Regions from separate parts of the Mus musculus genome. Here region 2 is linked to region 1. A link is a loop called in an ENCODE intact Hi-C map of the cell type or tissue named here. Cell type or tissue: heart. All regions are shown on one strand. Region 1 overlaps Mgll (monoglyceride lipase). Region 2 overlaps Mgll (monoglyceride lipase).

Region 1 (2,500 bases):
CAGACAGTTCCTAGAAGCAGCTGCAATCACACCCCTAAGCTTTGGCCACAGCAGCAGGCCACACCGCTACAGTGTGTCAGCACGCACCCCTGATTCTCCCAGGAGACAGAGGGTGGGGCCGTGCTCACCCACAGGTGGAAAGCATACGGGATCCAAGTCACTGACACTTCGGCAGCCTTCTCAAGAGAGGTCTTCGTGATGTGCAATTTGTCCTGCAGGGTGTGGAGACAGCGTGGGCGCAGCTCAGGAAGAGGGAGACTACGAGCTGCCCACCTTTCCCAGCAGGCAAGTCAGACCCAACTGGATCACAACTGGGTGTTAACTCTGGGTCTGAATCCCTGCGAAAGTCTCGTTATAACAACCTTCATTAGTATATATTTGCATGTGGTCATTTTACAAACGTGCTGGCTTCTACAGACATTTCTTTCAAGTTTGCCGCGTAGTTTGCCTGTGTTTACCCCCACTCTTCGCTCCTGCTCCCCATTCCTTTTTCTTGCTCAGCCTATTCCTTTTCTCAAAAGTGCCCTTTCTACTTTCACACCGTGCGCCTCTGCATATACATGTGTGCTTTTTTCACATATGAGAGGAAGTGTGGCATTTGTCTTTCTGCGTTTACTTCATTTCACACAATGATTTCCAGTGCCACTCATTTTCTTGCGAGTGACATAATTTTGTTCTTTGTGCCTGAGTAAGAAAGACTCCATTGTGTGAGCACACTGTATTTCCTTGATCCAGTCACCTGCTGATGGCAACTTGGCTGGTTCTGGATCCTGGCCACTGACACCTATAGCGGTGAACCTGGGTGTGCAGACATCTCTGTCTAAGTTCCCACAAGTGGTAATACCTGCATCACATGGTAACCTGTTTTCTTTATTTTATTTGCTTACAAATGGGGACAATCAAGCTTCCTCTAAGATTCCTGGTGTTTCCCCTGCAGAACTTGTGGCTTGGTCCTTGCTGGTTAACTGAATGAAAAGCAAACAGCACCCCTAGTGGAGAAGTGTGTGGCTTGCAACTTTTCTGATGGTTTTTGAGACAGGAACTCACAGGGTAGCCCAGGCTAACCTTCAACTTACCACCCGCTCTTCACTTTTGGAGAATTGGGGTGGCAGGTATATACTCCCATGACTGGATCTGTGACTGAAGCTTTGCGATCTGTAATGTAGCCCTATAAACGTACTTCTCCCCCAACTGTGGCTGCTCTCCTCATGAGCAAGGCCTGGAGAAGGTGTGTGTGTCTGTCCGTCCGTATGTCTGCCCTGAGTCTCTGTCACAGCCTGAGGACAGTTCTGAATCAACTGCAGTACCCATCACTGTAAATAGTAGAGACGTGCATAAATGCCTTTATTGATCTGAAAGGTCTTAATAGCTCCTCTGATCATTTTTAAGCTTCAGCCAGAAGAACTTGCTGTGAGAGGTAGTTACTGCCCCTTCGTTCTAACGTGGCTCCCAAAAGCTGGCCTGCACGGAGGCCACGGGATGGCTACAGCTGTGACCTGGCAAGGCTCTCTAGGGTAACTTTAAATTGTTCTGGGCAGGAATGCATCCTGCCCAGTTGAGCAATAGAATGTTTTGTGCCTTTCCAGTGGCTCGGAGCACGCTCCGATGGCTCTGAGCTTGCTTTTCAAGTTCAGATTCTGGAAATCTGAACCCCAACTCTCAGAAAACAGGTGCCTGTGGGTCTGAAGGAGTCACACCTGTAGCTTATGGCGGCTGACCCACTGGCCCGTGCAGGGCACTCTCATCTGCAGCACCCCGTTCCATATCCCTTCCAGCCCACTGGAGTCCACTGACACTGGGGTGTTCAGATGGGAAGTAGGCTCTGGCCCACAGGAAGCTGACCTGGGGACATGCTTTAGGGTGAAAGGGGCTCAGTGGCCCAGGCAGTAATCAAACCGACCTTGAGAAAAACAATGGCCTCATTTCCTGGTCTTCTAATTGGGAGTCATTTCCTGTTCTTGCAGGTGGCACGGGAGCAAACAGTGCTCTCTGTGAGACAGGTCTCCTGGAGCTAGCCCCTCCCCATACTTCAGCTAGAGGCTCCCAAGAACTGGGAATGGAACACCCTGAAGTCCTGCTCAGTAGCCCCAGAGACCTCATAGGGAGCTAGATACCCACCCCCACCCCCACCCCCACCCCCAGGGACCTCATAGGGAGATAGTTCCCACTGAAGACAACCTTGGCGGTCCCAGCCCAGCCTGGCCGGGAAGTTTTGCCTTCCTTAAGGTTCCTAGAAAAAGAAGGGATGCCAGATGACACAGAGAGATTGTTCAAGAGAGGCAGCCTGGGCTGGTGAGCAGCTGAGACTGGTTCTCTGCAATTTTGGTCTCTAAATTTCTGCTGTTGCCGTCCCCCCCCCCCGCCCCCCCCCCGCCCCCGTGAAACCACTTCCTCAGCAGAGAGTGCTGGGCACTGCTGTCTTTGTCCTCAGTCTCTTCCCGGGGCTAAATATATCCCAGCTTGTCTGAACAGAGCCTCAGTGTAAAAAGCAGATGGTGCT
Region 2 (2,500 bases), 54 kb after region 1:
CTGAACCTCCACCGACCTTGATTTCCACACCCTTAATTTCTAAATTCCAGAATTTTTTTTTAATAGCAGAAACGAGATAAGGGCCCTGTGCTGGCTAGGTTTTGGTCAACTTGATGCAAACTATAGTCACCTGAGGGGAGAAAGCGTCAGTTGAGAACTTGCCTCCGTAAGATCAGGCTATAGGCACGCCGGTAGAGCATTTTCTTAGTGATGTGGAAGGGCCCAGCCCACTGTGGGTGGTGTCCTTCCTAGGCTGGTGGTCCTAGGTTCTATAAGAAAGCGGGCTGAGCAAACCACAATGAGCAGGCCAGAAAGCAGCCCTTCTCCATGGCGTCTCCACCAGCTCCTCTCTCCAGGTTCCCACCCATTTGAGTTCCTGCCCTGGCTCTCCTCAGTGGATTGTGGAATTCAGGATATGTGCGCCTTAGTAAACCCTTTCCTCTCCAAGTTGCTTTTGGATGTGATGATTTTTTTTTTCTACAGCCCAGAAATGTGCCCAAAGGCTCTGAGTTCCCTCTGCCTTTTCTCCTCTGCCTCACCTACCCCTGGGTTAAGTAAGAAAAACAACCTGTGACCACAGACTATCACATTCTTATCATCCCCCCCACAGCTGCCAGCTCCAGGAGGTTAAGCAAGACCCCTGGGAAGATGGACAGGCAACAAACAGCAACCACCAACCATAGCTTCCTGGGGGCACAGAGCCCAGGACTGAGAGGACCAGGACTCTCCCATCTGTTCCCCAGAGGACTTTAGACTCTGTGGGCCCTGCTTTACTTGCTCTGCCTATCTGTGGATCAAGGCCTGGTGCCCTCCTAGCTCTGGGTGGGGAGACTTGGCTCCATCCTGCTCACACGTGTACTCAAAGATATCAAGGCTGATAACCAGTAGGATGGAGGAGGTGCTCTGCTCATTTATCAGGGCAATGCTGGAGAGGCACCAGCATCCACAGGAAGGGACGTGCAGTCAGAGGAGTGCAGTGCTAGTTCCCATCCCCTAGGAGCCACTCAGGCTGGGGAAGCTCAGACACCAGCCACAGTGTCTCCAAGGGCTTCCCCCCAACGAGGGGTGGTGTGTGCTCTCCCTTCCTGCATATTCCCAGGCGCCCCGCTCCACAGCCTCCCAATCTTATGGCTGTAAACATTTAAAAAAGATGCATCTGCTGGTCCTCTGGTGGGATTGTGGAACTGAGCTGGATCCCTTCTGGGCTCCGTTGAAATCCAAATTGAACCCCTGTTCCCTCCTTGGCAGGGCTTCCCAGGCCAGAGGATAAGGACAGATTCACACCTGCCGAGGGCCACACAATCTAGAGGAAACAGAAATAAACTTGTCCTCTGCGACATGGATCAGTAACGCCGACCTCACTGAGGTGTGACCATGGACTAAGGAGCTGTGGGGGAAAGCCCAACATGACGGTCACAGCAGCCATGTTGACAGCTGCCACTTGGCTGGCTGGGTCTAAGAATATTATTACAACATAATTCATTGAGCCCTCAAAAAACCAAAACCAAAACCAAACCTCACCTGAGGTGGTGCTGTTTTAGTGTCGGTGCTACAGATGAGAGAAGTTCGGAGTGGCTAACCAACTTCCCTGAGCTCACACAGACAATAGATTTTGAACCCAGAGAGGTTTGCAATTCTGACCACCACACAAAGCAATCACAAGACAAAACTATGCACGTGGTCATGTCACAGAGGGTGACCAGGTCAGGCTATGATTCTGCCCCTCTCCACACCAACCACTTACTCTTCTGGCCTCCTGCCCCTGCCCCCTCCCCCCCCCACTTTCCTACCCTGTCTTCCAACCACACAAGATATATTGGTTCTCCAGTGCCCCAACTTTGTCTATGTCCTCCGACATTGGTGTGAGCTGACCTCTAACCCTCGGTGGCTTCCCATGCAGCTGATCACTCCCCACAAGGTCCTAGAACCTCTGACTGTGTTTGGTTCACCCAGCACTTGTCAGAACGTGGTATAATGGATCCTTTGTTCCTTGGGGAGGGCGACTACACTCCACAGATTCATCTGGGAATCTCATACCCAGGAGCACAGCCTCTTAGCCATAAGTGCCATGTGGATGGATAGACAGATGGATGGATGAACAGATGAAGAGAAGGACAGTTGGAAAAAGGATGGATGGATGATAGATATACAGATGGGAAGATGGATGGACGGATGGACGGACGAACGGACAGATGGATGGATGGATGGATGGATGGATGGGTGGATGGATGGACAAAACTCTCTAGGGCATCCTCTAGAGTCCTGGAGGCTACTTACTCAATTGTGCAGAAAAGCACCCAATTCCATTCTGCGCATCAGCCCAAAGTGCCTCCTGTCACCCACAGATGACCCCATTTACCACACAGACAAACACTTCTGTAGAGAAACGGAACAGAGAGAGTGAGCAGGTGGAACCACAGACATTGGGGCGTTCAAGGCAAGTGTGGGGCTGTGAGCAAATTGGGGTGGACACAAAGAAAGACAGAGGCCTCACGGGCTG

What was found. Hi-C counts contacts between places; a loop is a spot of excess contacts. Peaks named below come from ENCODE experiments on the same cell type or tissue, not always from the same donor. Only the 100,000 strongest peaks of a DNase experiment are listed, where the experiment ranks them.
Region 2: a loop joins it to region 1, with 2.7 times the contacts of the local background. A loop is called at or near these places in 4 of 42 quality-filtered maps.

Annotation. Positions count from the first base shown.
Region 1 is chr6:88,811,592-88,814,091 of GRCm38, reverse strand. The region is part of intron 5 of Mgll (monoglyceride lipase); the gene reads right to left. Among named protein-coding and RNA genes, the nearest start is that of Abtb1, 29 kb to the left of the region's middle. In heart, a CTCF peak has its summit at 1,005; a DNase peak (open chromatin) is centred at 1,871; H3K27ac peaks cover 495 bases.
Region 2 is chr6:88,757,157-88,759,656 of GRCm38, reverse strand. The region is part of intron 2 of Mgll (monoglyceride lipase); the gene reads right to left. Among named protein-coding and RNA genes, the nearest start is that of Gm26588, 16 kb to the right of the region's middle. In heart, CTCF peaks have their summits at 993 and 1,542; DNase peaks (open chromatin) are centred at 376 and 876; H3K27ac peaks cover 1,285 bases.